Linked DNA regions of Homo sapiens: region 1 is linked to region 2. Evidence: chromatin contacts called from ENCODE Hi-C data. All regions are on one chromosome and are shown on one strand. The core of a region is the stretch at or near the end of the contact, and the rest is flanking DNA. Distances in the headings are between cores, read along the strand shown.

Region 1 (6,851 bases), core at 1,487-3,986, 61 kb before region 2:
CTATCCATATGATGACTTGTATTATTTGGCTCAGATAAAGTATCTTATAATTTCTGGCACTTTTCTCTCATGTGCTATTTCTATACTCTCTTTCTGAAACTTCCATCCGTTGGATGACAGACTTGACTCTTTTCATTCCTATGTTTCACTCTTCCCCTTCTTCATGCCTCTAGTTTCTCTGGAATTCTTCAGGGTAGGTAGGAATCTTCCTGAGCGTTGTCCCCTTCCTCGCATATGTCTAAGTTTGATTTATTTCAGCCTAGTTCATGATTTACCACTTCTCTATCAAAAAATTAAATGGTACCAGCTCCTCTTTGTAGCTCTGGTAGAATTTGGCTGTGAATCCAACTGGTCCTGGGCCTTTTTTGGTTGGTAGGCTATTAATTACTGCCTCAATTCCAGAACTTGTTATTGGTCTATTCAAGGATTTGACTTCTTCCTGGTTTAGTCTTGGGAGGGTGTATGTGTCTAGGAAATTATCCATTTCTTCTAGATTTTCTAGCTTATTTGTGTAGAGGTGTTTATACTATTCTCCGATGGTAGTTTGTATTTCTGTGGGGTCAGTGGTGATATCTTCTTTATCATTTTTTATTGTGTCTATTTGATTCTTCTTTCTTTTCTTCTTTATTAGTCTGGCTAGTGGTCTATCTATTTTGTTAATCTTTGCAAAAAACCAGCTCCTGGATTCATTGATTTTTTTGAAGGGTTTTTCATTCTATCTCCTTCAGTTCTGTTCTGATCTTAGTTATTTCTTGCCTTCTGCTAGCTTTTGAATTTGTTTGCTCTTGTTTCTCTAGTTCTTTTTTTTCTTTTCTTGTTTGTTTTTTTTTTTTTACTGAGTTTTGCTCTTATTGCCCAGGCTGGAGTGCAATGGCGCGATCTTGGCTCACCGCAACCTCCGCCTACAGGTTCAAGCAATTCTTCTGCCTCAGTCTCCTGAGTAGCTGGGATTACAGGCATGCGCCACCACGCCCGGCTAATTTTGTATTTTCAGTACAGACGGGGTTTCTCCATGTTGGTCAGGCTGGTCTCAAACTCCTGACCTCAGGTGATCTGCCGGCCTTGGCCTCCCAAAGTGCTGGGATTACAGGTGTGAGTCACCATGCCCAGCCCCTCTGGTTCTTTTAATTGTGATGTTAGGGTGTTGATTTTAGATCTCTCCTGCTTTCTCCTATGGGCATTTAGTGCTATAAATTCTGGAAAAATAAAAAAGGGGAACTTTCCTTTCGGTAAAGTTGAGATTTGGGTTAGCAGCAGTTTACATTTTTTTTTTTTTTTTGAGGCAGGTTCTCACTCTGTTGCACAGGCTGGAATGCAGTGGCGTGATTTCGGTTCACTGCAACCTGTCTCCAGGGTTCAAGCGATTCTTGTGCCTCAGCCTCCCACGTAGCTGGGACTACAGGCGCATGCCACCATGCCCAGCTAATTTTTGTGCTCTTTTTTTTTTGTTTTTTTTAGTAGAGACGGGGTTTCACCATGTTGCCCAGGCTGGTCTTGAACTCCTGAGCTCAAGTGATCCACCCACCTTGGCCTCCCAAAGTGCTGGGATTACAGGCATGAGCCACCACACCTGGCCAGTTTACAAACATTTTTGACCACAGCCACAGTAAGAACACATTTTATATTGTGACTCGGTGTACTCATAACTGTGTAGAATGGAAACAAAAATTCTCCCAAAGGTTACTTGACTCAACATGAGGAGTGCTGTAGGATATCTCATTTGTATTTGATTCTTGTATATTTCCTTTTTAAAAATGTTTGGTTGAGATTCACTAAATTTATATGAGGATCCATTAATAGTTTGTAACCCACAGGTGGAAGACTTCTGGAACATAAGTTACAAAAGATATAGCAACACTAGGCTAGTAGGGCCCTTCCAGAACAAGCCTTCCACAGTTTCCATGGCTACCCATTTTTCAGGTCAATGAAATTAGTGATGCAGTCAACCAAAACTATCATGGCAATCTGCCCCTCTCTTTCTTCTTCATCAGACCTGGGAATGCACCACATAATGAAAGCAACAGGAATGTGACATCTCTCGACAGTGCTCTCACAGAGAAACCAGGCCAGTTTTTGCAAGAATGGTTTGTTCATATACCTCACCCAGGCTGCAGAAGACCTGACCCCTTCCCTCACCTCAACAGCCACTCAGATGAGAATTTATTTCTTTATGGGTCCTTTGAGGAGTTGCCCTCCCCCAGGGTGTGGAGAATTACTGATGACTCAGAGACGCCAAACACCAGCTCTGAATCAGGGGACATGCCACCTCTAAGCCTCCCTTCGGGTTTCCCCACATGCCACAAGTCCACCAGGCTCCTGCAGCCCTGCTGGCGGTGTGAGGTCCCTCGCCTTAAGCCCAGCTACCCTTTGCCACTGGGCTGATTGCCTACCTGGGTACTATAGGGCCTCTTTCCCATAATGCTGGAGATGGGACCCTGAACTAAAGGACCACAGCCTTTCCAGAGCAGCAGATCGGCTGCCAAATCTGATCTGCAGAGCTATGAGTGGGGGGTGGCAAAGGGAAATTGTGGGTGTGGGTGGACATGGGGGTGATGGCGTTGCTCCACTTTTAGCAGCTGAAGGGAGAACATGTGGTGGCTTGGAGTACCTCAAAAGAGTGGGAGGTTAAGAGTAAGGTTTTGAAAGTCAGATGGTTTCAACTCAATGTTGGTTCTTCCCCTTATTGTCTGTGTGACTTTGCCGTTGACCAATTTTTTAACCTAGTCTGTGGTCTCCACTTGTGTAACTTCTACTTTTCATCTTGTTTTGAAGAATACATGTGATAATGCATATGAATCATGAATTGCCTCACATATAGCATGGGCTCATTAATAGTAGCTGCTATTATTAATGCATTGTTGTTATCATACTGGAGAAGAGAAAAAGGTGGAAAGACTTAGCCAGTGGCCCCTGGAATGCAGCTAAATGCAGGATGTAATGCCTGGGAACTGCACATATAGTGTACCCTATTACAGAAACTTGCCCTTCCTGGTTTGGCAGAGTGTGTCATGCTTGCCTGTTAGGAGGAGAAGCTTCTTGAGTAGCTGTGCTCAGAAGGACTCTGAAGCCATGGCAAGTCCCAGTGTGGTAACAGAGCCTCACACTGAGCATCTCGGCCTGTCATGGGTTTGGAGTGGTGAACATGGGCAGGCCAGCTGAGTATCTGTCTTCCCTTCCCCTTTAGGACTTAATATTTTGTGATTTAGTCATAATTTTTCAGGCTTTTCAAGATGGCTTGTTTTAAATGCATTATTTCTCATTGGGACTTTCAGGGGGTGATACGTAAGCCTCACCTACATTCCTGAAAGGCCACATTCTACAAGGCACATATTTGAGGAGGCTGTTAGGTGCATAATAGAGATGGGTCTAGCATTGGAGGGGAACAGAAGTGGTGGGAAAGAAACAACAAGTCACAGAATAAGAAATATAAAAGGGAGAAAATTAGAACACATGCAGCGTAAAACAGCAAGCTAAAACTCCTGCTGGGCCCTGATGCTAAGGCAGGGTCAATATTCTGTACCTCGATGAGCAAGCACTGCCACCTGCTGGCCAAGGGGAATGTGACTGCCAAGGGATTCCTTTGGAAATGGCATACATGCATACATCATTTTGTTGTGCTTTGAACATAATTGCATTTTTTTTTTTTTTTTTTTACAAATTGAAGGTTTGTGGCAGCTCTATCTCAATCAAGTCTATCGGCACCATTTTTCCAACAGCATGTGCTCACTTTGTGTCTCTGCTACATTTTGGTAATTCTCTGAAATGTTTTAAAGAAATGAAAAATTTCAAACTTTTTCACTATTATTGTATTTGTTATGATGATCTGTGATCAGTGATCTTTGATGTTACTATCGGAATTCTTCCACAAACCACACCCATATAAGACAGCAAATTTAATGGATAAACGTGTGTGCGTTCTGACTGTTCCACAAACTGACAGTTCCCCCATCTGTCTCCCACTCCTCAGCCCTTCCTATCCCTGAGACACAGCAATATTAAATTAGGCCAACTAATAACCCTACAGTGGCCTCTAAGTTTTCAAGTGAAAGGAAGAGTTACACATGTACACTTTCAACCAAAAGCTAGAAATGATTAAGTTTAGTGAAGAAGGCATGTTGAAAGCTGAGAGAGGCAAAAAACCAGACCTCTTGTGCCAAACAGCCAAGTTTTGAATGCAAAGGAAAAGTTCTTGAAGGAAATTAAAAGTGCCACTCCAGTCAACATAGAAATGACAAAAAGGAAAACAGCTTTATTTCTGATATGGAGAAAGTTTTAATAGTCGAGATAGAAGATCAAACCAGCCACAACATTCCCTTAAGCCAAAGCCTAATCCAGAGCAAGGCCCTAGCTCTTCAATTCTGTGAAGGATAAGAGAGGTGAGGAAGCTGCAGAAACAAAGTTGGAAGCTAGCAGAGGTTGGTTCATGAGGTTTAAAGAAAGAAGCTGTTTCCATAACATAAAAATGCAAGGTGAAGCAGCAAGTGCAGGTGGAGAAGCTGCAAAAAGTCACCCAGAAGATTCAGCTAAGATCATTGAAGAAGGTGGCTACACTAAACAACATATTTTCAATGTAGACAAACAGCCTTGTATTGGAAGAAGATGCATCTAGGACTTTCATAGCCAAAGAGGAGAAGACAATGCCTGGCTTCGAAACTTCAAAAGACACTGACTGTCTTGCTAGGGGCTAATGCTGCTGGTAACTTTAAACTGAAGACAATGCTCATTTACCATTCCAAAACTCCTAGGGCCAATATGAATTATGCCAAATGTACTCTGCCTGTGCTCTTGAAATGAAGCACATTTCTAGATGAAAGCACATCTGTGTACAACATGGTTTACTGAATAAGCCCACATAAACCTACTGTAGAGAAAAAAAATCCTTTCAAAATATTACTGCTCATTGACATTGCACCTGGTCAACCAAGAACTCTGATGGAAATGTGCATGGTGATGAATGTTGTTTTCATGTCTGCTAACATAGCATCCTTTCTGCAGCCCATGGATCAAAGAGTTGTTTAAACTTTCAAGTGTTATTATGTAAGAAATACATTTTGTAAGGCTGTAGCTGCCATACACAGTGATTAGTCTGATGGATTTAGGTAAAGGAAATTGAAAACCTTCTGAAAAAAGTTACCATTTAAGATGACATTAAGAACATTCATGATTCATGGGAGAAAGTCAGAAATATCAACATTAACAGGAATTTGGAATAAGTTAATTCTAACCCTCAGGGATAGCTTTGAAGGATACAAAACTTCAATGGAGGAAGCAACTGCAGATGTGGTAGAAATAGCAAGAGAGCTAGAATTAGAAGTGGAGTATAAAGAAGTGACTGAATTGCTGCAATTTCATTTTTTTGTTTTTAATTTTTGTAAGTATATAATAGGTGTATACATTCATGGGTCACATAAGATATTCTGATACAGGCATGCAATGCATAATAATCACATCCAGGTAAATGGGGTATTCATCACCTCAAGCATTTATCCTTTGTGTTACAAACAAATTACACTCTTCATTATTTTAAAATGTACAACTAAATTATTTTTGACTATAGTCACTTTGTGGTGCTGGCAAATACTAGGTCTTACTCATTCTTTCTAACTATGTTTTTGTACCACTTAACAATCCCCACTTCTTCCTGACCACACCCTCTCTGCCTCCAACCAATACCCTTCTCATCTTCTGGTAACCATCATTCTACTCTCCATATCCATGAGTTTAGTTGTTTTAATTTTTAGCTTTCACAAATAAGGAAGAACATGCAAAGTTTGTCTTTCTGTGGTTGGCTTATTTCACTTAACATAATGATCTCCAGTTCCACACATGTTGTTGCAAATGAGAGGATCTCATCCCTTTTTATGCCTGGATAGTACTCCAGTGCGTATATGTACCACATTTTCTTTCTTTTCTTTAAGCTGAAAGCAATGATCATTTACCATTCCAAACTCCTAGGGCCCATAAGAATTATGCCAAATCTACTCTGCCTGTGCTCCAGAAATGAAACAACAAAGCCTAGATGACAGCACATCTGCTTAGAGCATGATTTACTGAATATTTTAAGCCCACTTAAACCTACTGTAAAGAAAACTAGGTTCTCCATATTGGTTGTACCAATTTACATTCCCACCAACTGCATATGAGACTTCCCTTGTCTCCACATTCTTGCCAGCATTTGTTATTGCCTGTCTTTTGGTTAAAAGCTATTTTAGGCAGGGCATGGTGGCTCATGCCTGTAATCCCAGCACTTTGGGAGGCCGAGGCGGGCGGATCACGAGGTCAGGAGATAAAGACCATCCTGGCTAACACGGTGAAACCCCATCTCTACTAAAAATACAAAAAATTAGCCGGGAGTGGTGGCGGGCGCCTGTAGTCCCAGCTACTTGGGAGGCTGAGGCAGGAGAATGGCGTGAACCCGGGAGGCGGAGCTTGCAGTGAGCCTAGATCGGGTCACTGCACTCCAGCCTGGGCAACAGAGTGAGACTCTGTCTCAAAAAAAAAAAAAAATGCTATTTTAACTGGGGTGAGATAATATCTCATTGTAGTTTTAATTTGCATTTCTCTGATGATCAATGATGTTGAGCACCTTTTCATATGTCTGCTTGCAATTTGTATGTCTTATCTTTTGCCAAATGTTTATTAAGATCCTTTGCCCTTTTTAAAATCAGATTATAAAATTTTTTTCCTAAAGAGTTGTTTGAGCTCCTTATATATTCTGGTTACTAATCTCTTGTCAGATGGGTAGATTGTAAATATTTTCTTCCATTTTGTGGGTTGTCTCTTTACTTTGTTGATCGTTTCCTTTGCTGTGCAGAAGCTTTTTAACTTGATGAGATCCAATTTGTCCATAT
Region 2 (6,607 bases), core at 4,019-6,518:
ATAGAGTTTTACATGTAGTCATAGGTGTTTAATACATTTGTAAAAGGCCCCAAGACCTCCTGCCACTGTTGGTTAGGAAAACTGATAAGAAACAAACTACTATTCTTGGAATTCTGCAAGACTCATCTAATTACTCAAAATCTGTTCTTATTTTTTGGTTTTTTATTTGTTTGTTGCTTGAGAGGTCTAAATAAAGCCAGAAATTAGATACTTTTATCAAAACTGAATACTCAAGGTAGTTTTTCAGTATCATCTACACCAAGGGACAGCAAATTTTCTGTGAAGTATTTATAAAAAAGTAAATATTTTATGATTCACACGCCATGGTCTCTGTTGCAACTGCTCAAGTCTGTCTCTGCAATGTGAAAGCAGTTGTAGCCAGTACATAAACCAGTGAGCAACGCTGTGTTCCAATAAGACTTTACCTACTAAAACAGGTGATGGGGGTATTAGGCCTGTGGGGTACAGTTTGCTAACCCCAATGTAGATAATCAGTAGGTTGATCCTTATTTTTTACTTTATCCCATTTTCAAGCATCATATATCCCACTTTTCAAGTATCATAGCAGAAGGAGCTTATTCCTTAGCTGAAATCATGCATGCTGATGTGAGCATAAATAATCTGTGGTACCAGAGACCCTAATTAAAATACTTTTTCCAAAGAAATACTATAATTTCCAATAAGCCACATTATCTTCACATGACACACATGCTCTGTAAGCCTACACAAAACCCAAATTGGTTAAATAGAAAATGCTGCAAAACCTTTGAAAAGCCACTTGCTTAATCTCACTGAACCTCAATTCCTGGACTGTAAAAATAAGATAATGACAGTTAACTCACAGGGTTTTACCATGGATGAAATTAAATACTGTATGTAAAAGCACCTTGCAAATGAAAAAAAAATTCTCTTCAAATGTAGACTATTAATATTTTAAATTCTTTATAAAGTTTAATATAGAAAGATATACTATGGTGAATCATTTTGCAATGTTCTGGAAAGGTTTCGGGAACTTCTTAGCCTTTATTTTATAAGCTCAGATTTTTCATGTACCATTTTTTCCTCACTATACCAGTAATAAAAAAGAAATGAGGGGAATTCCTTGAAATTGTAACTCATTTATATTTATTCCTCCCAATTAATTTATAAAAATTAGCATAAATGTAAAAGAATGATAAACAGAATTTTTAAAATGTTTTTGTGTTTTAGGTAAGAGATCTTTTCCCTGCTCTGGTTTGCTAGAGTATCTATTATAATGCGCAATAAGATTTTCCTTAAAATTATAAATAAATTCAAGGCATTATCCAAAGTTCGTATCATTCAAACTCAGGCTTAATGTGAAAACAATCATAAAAACTGTAACTACCATTTTAAATACAAGACTGATACAAATGAAATATGGTGCTCTCCCTATGCCTCCCTAAAGGAAAGAAGGAGCAAAGCCTAGTTAGTAGTATTTAGTCCAGAATCATTAGTGTAATGTATTGCAGTTTAACTGGGCCATCGTGCTGCATGAACTCAAACGCAGCATCTACCTAGCAAAAACACGAGTTTGGCTAGTACTCATCCAAAGGCAAGAAGAGTTAAACTGTCAAAAAACAATTTAGAAATATTATTAAATCCAATCCATAAGGAAGGGGGTAAGAATCACCATGCCTCTCCTTTGTTTGAGGGAAATAATTTTTATCTTTATGTAAAGCTGATGTCTTAGAGTTAAAACAGAATCAAACAGTCAGCAGGAAGAAATTCCAGTAAGATATTAAGTCAGGCTAATACACAAGAACAAACTGCTTTTCTTTTAATCTGGAAGCTAAGAGACTTGGAACCACATTTTGTATCTCAGCTCTAAGGTCATGGGTCCAATAACTCCTTGAAATAAATCAGCTGCATTAGAATCAGTGACTCCTTGTTGATGGAAGGGGTTTGCCTGTTGTTTTGTTTTTTATCTTTTATTTTGTTTTTGCTCCAAGAAGACAATGGCCCATTCAGAACTTTCTGGAAATAGGTCTTTTTATAGTGTTGAAACTTTATATATAGCTGAGAAGTTATCTCTTCAAAGCACCAAAAGTTTTCTTTCCTTAATAAAGTTAAAATATTTTTATGGTAAAAACTGAAAAATATAGAAAAGTAGATAATTGTTTTATTATATAGTTTTATATATTTTCCAGGATATTATCACTCATAACCCCACTATTCAGAAATTATTATTCTTAACATCTTGGTATGTTTCCTTGAGTTCAGGTTTATACTTGTCATCCTGTTTTTATATATATTATGTCATTAGCTTTGTCTTGGGTTACTCTTCGTGTTTAGAAACACTTTAAATGGCAGCAATGATAGGGTATTATCATTTATTGGATTGCCAAGATGACCAAACTTTTTCTTAATTTAAAATGGAACTACTAATAGAATGTACTACACAGTCCTCTGCTTTCTTCCACTGAGCATAGGGAATATAATTAGCTCTTTTTAAGGAGGCTTGAGAACATAGTCTGAGGCCTCATTTTCTTCACCTACAAAATGGGGACAATTACGTCTATGTCATGGTGAGGATTCAATGAATTGAGGCATGTAAGTACATATCAAACCATCTAGCACAAGAAGCTTTTGAGAAATGTCAGTTCCCCTTTTTCCTGTTACTCCACTTAAACATTATCTGTTTTCTTCTCACAGATAATGTTAAGAAATGATAAGGCCGGGCACGGTGGCTCACGCTTGTGGTCCCAGCACTTTGGGAGGCCGAGGCAGGCGGATCACGAGGTCAAGAGATTGAGACCATCCTGGCTGGCACGGTGAAACCCCGTCTCTACTAAAAATACAAAAAAATAAAATTAGCCGGGCGTGGTGGCGGGCGCCTGTAGTCCCAGCTACTCAGGAGGCTGAGGCAGAAGAATGGCGTGAACCTGGGAAGCGGAGCTTGCAGTGAGCTGAGATCGCGCCACTGCACTCCAGCCTGGGCGACAGAGCAAGACTCCGTCTCAAAAAAAAAAAAAAAAAAAGAAAGAAAGAAAGAAAGAAAGAAAGAAAGAAATGATAAGTGCCCTGCCCAAAGTCAGATCACACTTATTTTACTGAGCAAGAATACAGTCCAGACCACAGGGCTTACCTGGCTAGGAAGGACTAACTCTCTCCTCACTAAATGGCTCCAGGTTGCAGGACTTTTAAAATTCCCCTCCCTCCCTTTCTTTTTCCCCAGACTCTTCCCCAGCTATCAAGAAGTCAGCAGCAACCTCCCACTCCTGCCAGTGTACCTGTTTATTTTCCTTTCTAGGATTCTGCAGCTTCTGGAGGCTGAGAAATTTGTTCACCAAGTTTGCTGTGACTGTGTGCAAACTACAAGTCAGTAGTTTGTGTGTCAGCTGGAACAGTTTTCTTTAATATGAGGTGCAAAAATTTTATGGCCAGGCGTGGTAGCTCATGCCTGTAATTCCAGCACTTTGGGAGGCCTGGGCAGGAGGATCATTTCAGCTCAGGAGTTCCAGACCATACTGGGCAACATAGAGAGAACTTTAGGAGGCCCAGACAGGAGGATCACTGGAACTCAAGAGCTCGAGACCAGCCTGGGCAACATAGGGAGACTCTGTCTCTACAAAAAATACAAAAAAAAAGAAAGAAAAAAGAAAATTAGCCAGGCATGATGGCGCTTGCCTGCAGTCCTAGCTACTCTGGAGACTGAGGCAGGAGTATCACTTGTGCCCAGGAGGTGGAGGATGCAATGAGCTATGATCTTGCTACTGCACTCCAGCCTGGCTGATAAAGCAAGACCTTGTCTCAAAAAAAAAAAAATTATAACTTTGTAAAATTTATCTTGCTCCTCAATGTGTGTGTGTGCGTGTGTGTGTGTGTGTGTGTGTGTGTGTGTGTAAGAGAGAGAGAGAAAGAGAGAGAGAGAGAGAGAGATTTCCTGGTAGGGCTAGCTGAATTTTCTGGCAGCTGAGGTGTCTCTCTGGCCTTTCCATCTCTTCAAATTCCTCTGTCGCCTATGTCTAAAATTCAGTATTATAAACTTATTTCTAATCCAAATGGACGGCCTTTGTTTTGCTTTTCCTATAGTGATGAAAGGTACTAAAACAACACATTTTAAACTCCTTAGATAAGCCAGTCTGTTTTATTACCATGTATTTCTACTTGCTTTGTGTTAATAAAAATTAATTTCCAGAAATGTCACCAACAGTTTTTCTTTACTTAACACACAGCAAGTTTTGTTTTCATGGTGCATTGTGCACCAGCTTTAATGGCTACGTTTATAAGTTTGCCAGGGCCGGAAGACATTTCTAGAACCCCATATGTTTCCATATCCCATAATATTCGTAACGCCACCAAGAGAAAAGAATGGTGCATGGATTTCTTGACTTCCCTATGAGAATTAAATACTGTTAAAGCTTTTAGAACAGTGCTTGGCACACAGTAAGCTCCATGTGTTTGATAAATTAAAATTAAATCACCTGTACATGCTGTCCCCGTAACCACAGCTTAGAACACACTTCCCAAGGGTTTGTGACAACACAAGCCAATCCTGTCAGAGCCTACTTGACCCCAGAGAAACCAATGTCTTTAATGAGGTTGAACCACAAGAAACTGCCATTTTTGTTGGTCAATTTCAGTTGAATGTTGGCTATTTCATTTGACGGAACCTAACAGGAATTCAGTGTGCCCCAACTTTATAACCATTATGCCATGATTCGTCGCGTTCCTGACTGGAATAATGGGGCTGAGGGGCATGGCGGACCGGCTTGGGGCTCAGCCACCTGTCTCCACAGGAAAACCGCCTCCCTCCACTCGAGCAGGTGGGGAGATCAGGCTACAGGACCGAGGCTGCGGCCTGGGGCTGGCTCTGGGCTTCTGCACGCACCTGAAAAGGGGCCCAAGTTGCAGCAGGTGCAGCAGCAGTACGAGCGGGCGGTCGCGGCTGAGGTCGCGGTGTACGAAGAGAAGCGTGAGCTGCACGAGCGCGCAAGGCAGTAGCGAGAAAAGCAACGTCAGCGCCTGCCACATGCGGTCCCCGCCCGAGCGGTAGGTGCTGCTCAGGCTGAGCGCCGCCGTTGTCTCGGCCACGAACAGGAACACGGACGCCAGCACCGAGGCCGGGAATTTCATCTCCGCGCGTCAGCGGCGCTCACCGGGGACGGACGCAGTGGCGGCGGCTGTGTGGCTGTGGCGGCGGCGGCCGTTGCCCGAGGGGCTCCCAGCATGCCCAGCCCCAAACCGCTCCCGCGCTCTGCGCAGCCCGCCGAGGGCACGCGGGCCCGGCCGACCGGCCTGGGCTCTGGAACTGGACCTGGTGGGGGCGGCCGACCTGGCTGGGGTGGGGTGGGGTGGGGCGAGCTGCGCAGCCCCGCCGGGACACGCCCACGCGCTCCGTGCGCCGCCTGCTCGCTCGCTCGCCAGTGCCGGCTGCGTCTCTGTGGTGACCGTCCCCTGGCGGGCCGCGAACCCGCGCCCTACGACGGCTCAGGCCATGGAGCGGGAGCTCAAAAGGATGCAGTTCGCCCTGCGGGCGTCGCGCGCAGCCTCTGGGTCCTAGAGTCCCTTGGGTCCTATCTTGGGAAACCGTTCACATCCCTTTGAAAAACTGCAACCACCCGGGCCCAGAATTGGAGTCCGGGCGCCTTTCTAGCCCAGTCTATTTTCTGGGCCGAGGAAACGCGTGATTCTTCAAAGGGCCAGCATTTCTGGCCTTTTAAAAATAACCAGACCACACAGAGGCTTTTCAAAGTGCAAGTATATTGTCATGCACCCACCACCAAGTGGGAAAAGATTTCACTTTTCACTGTGCCATGTGAGCATGTCCCTTTGTCTTCCAAATACAGTGGTCTGAAGCATTGCTTCCAGTGGTGAAAAGGCGTCAAAGATCGTCTCTAGGAACCTGTCCTTACCTCCCAGAAAAACTGCCTACAAAATATATTCCTCTGTAACTGTAAGTAATTCAGGGCAAAGATCAGGGCCTAATAAGGAAGTAGTTTTTTTTATTCCAAGACAGACCTCTGCTTATTGGTGTGCCAATACCAAGACTAACACAACTCCTTTTAGCCCATTGAACTTTCCACCATCTTCTTGATATCAGGATGTACTCAGTCCACCCCCGTCCCTCAGACCTCGATCAAGTCACTAAATCTTTCTGAAACTCAGGTTCCATAAAGGGATTAGACTTAAATAATTATAAGATCTCTTCCCCTGTTGAAATTGGGTGATTTCAATCTTCAGGCATCTCTGGCATTTTTCTATTTAGGAAAATAATGTAAACACAAATAGAATATAAAGATTCAAAAGGAATCAAACCAAAAAAGAGGTACAGGGAGAGAATGTGGTGGGCTGTTTTTCTGTTTTTTATGTGGCATGAGAAAATCCATTTATGAGTTAAGGGGCAGATTCAGCCAGCAGCTGAGAGGTAGCAGGCCCTTTCCCTAAAAGGATTACTAATGTCTATTTATAGAACCCAGAAGGCCACCATGTCCTGGGCCAAGATACATACACTGCCACAAATACAGAATCAGCAGCAACACTCCACAGAGTATTTGTGTAATGTTTTACTTGACATCATGGTTAGCTTTAAAGGAAAAATTGGTAGCTTAGAATTATTAATCAGGACACTGAATATTTAGCATTA

The links. Hi-C counts contacts between places; a loop is a spot of excess contacts on that map. Pooled maps may share reads with other maps.
Region 1: a pooled map shows a loop between it and region 2 (5-fold over the local background). The contact joins the enhancer-like site here to the promoter of XK in region 2. A Hi-C loop is called at or near these places in 2 of 37 single-sample maps with no recorded cell type and 5 of 50 pooled maps.

What each region holds. Positions count from the first base shown.
Region 1 is chrX:37,742,241-37,749,091 of GRCh38, reverse strand. No RefSeq gene overlaps it. Among named protein-coding and RNA genes, the nearest start is that of CYBB, 34 kb to the left of the region's middle. RefSeq lists an enhancer at 3,412-3,461. Within about 2 kb of position 2,736, at least 4 of the 41 ENCODE cell types and tissues checked have a DNase peak (open chromatin) inside an H3K27ac peak, as active enhancers do.
Region 2 is chrX:37,684,452-37,691,058 of GRCh38, reverse strand. It overlaps XK (X-linked Kx blood group antigen, Kell and VPS13A binding protein), which reads right to left and starts at 5,268. Exons shown (of 3, transcript NM_021083.4): 1 at 4,853-5,268. The coding sequence starts at 5,097. LANCL3 (LanC like family member 3) reads right to left here. Exons shown (of 5, transcript NM_001170331.2): 5 at 6,596-6,607. RefSeq lists enhancers at 4,456-4,965, 4,966-5,477 and a silencer at 5,147-5,526.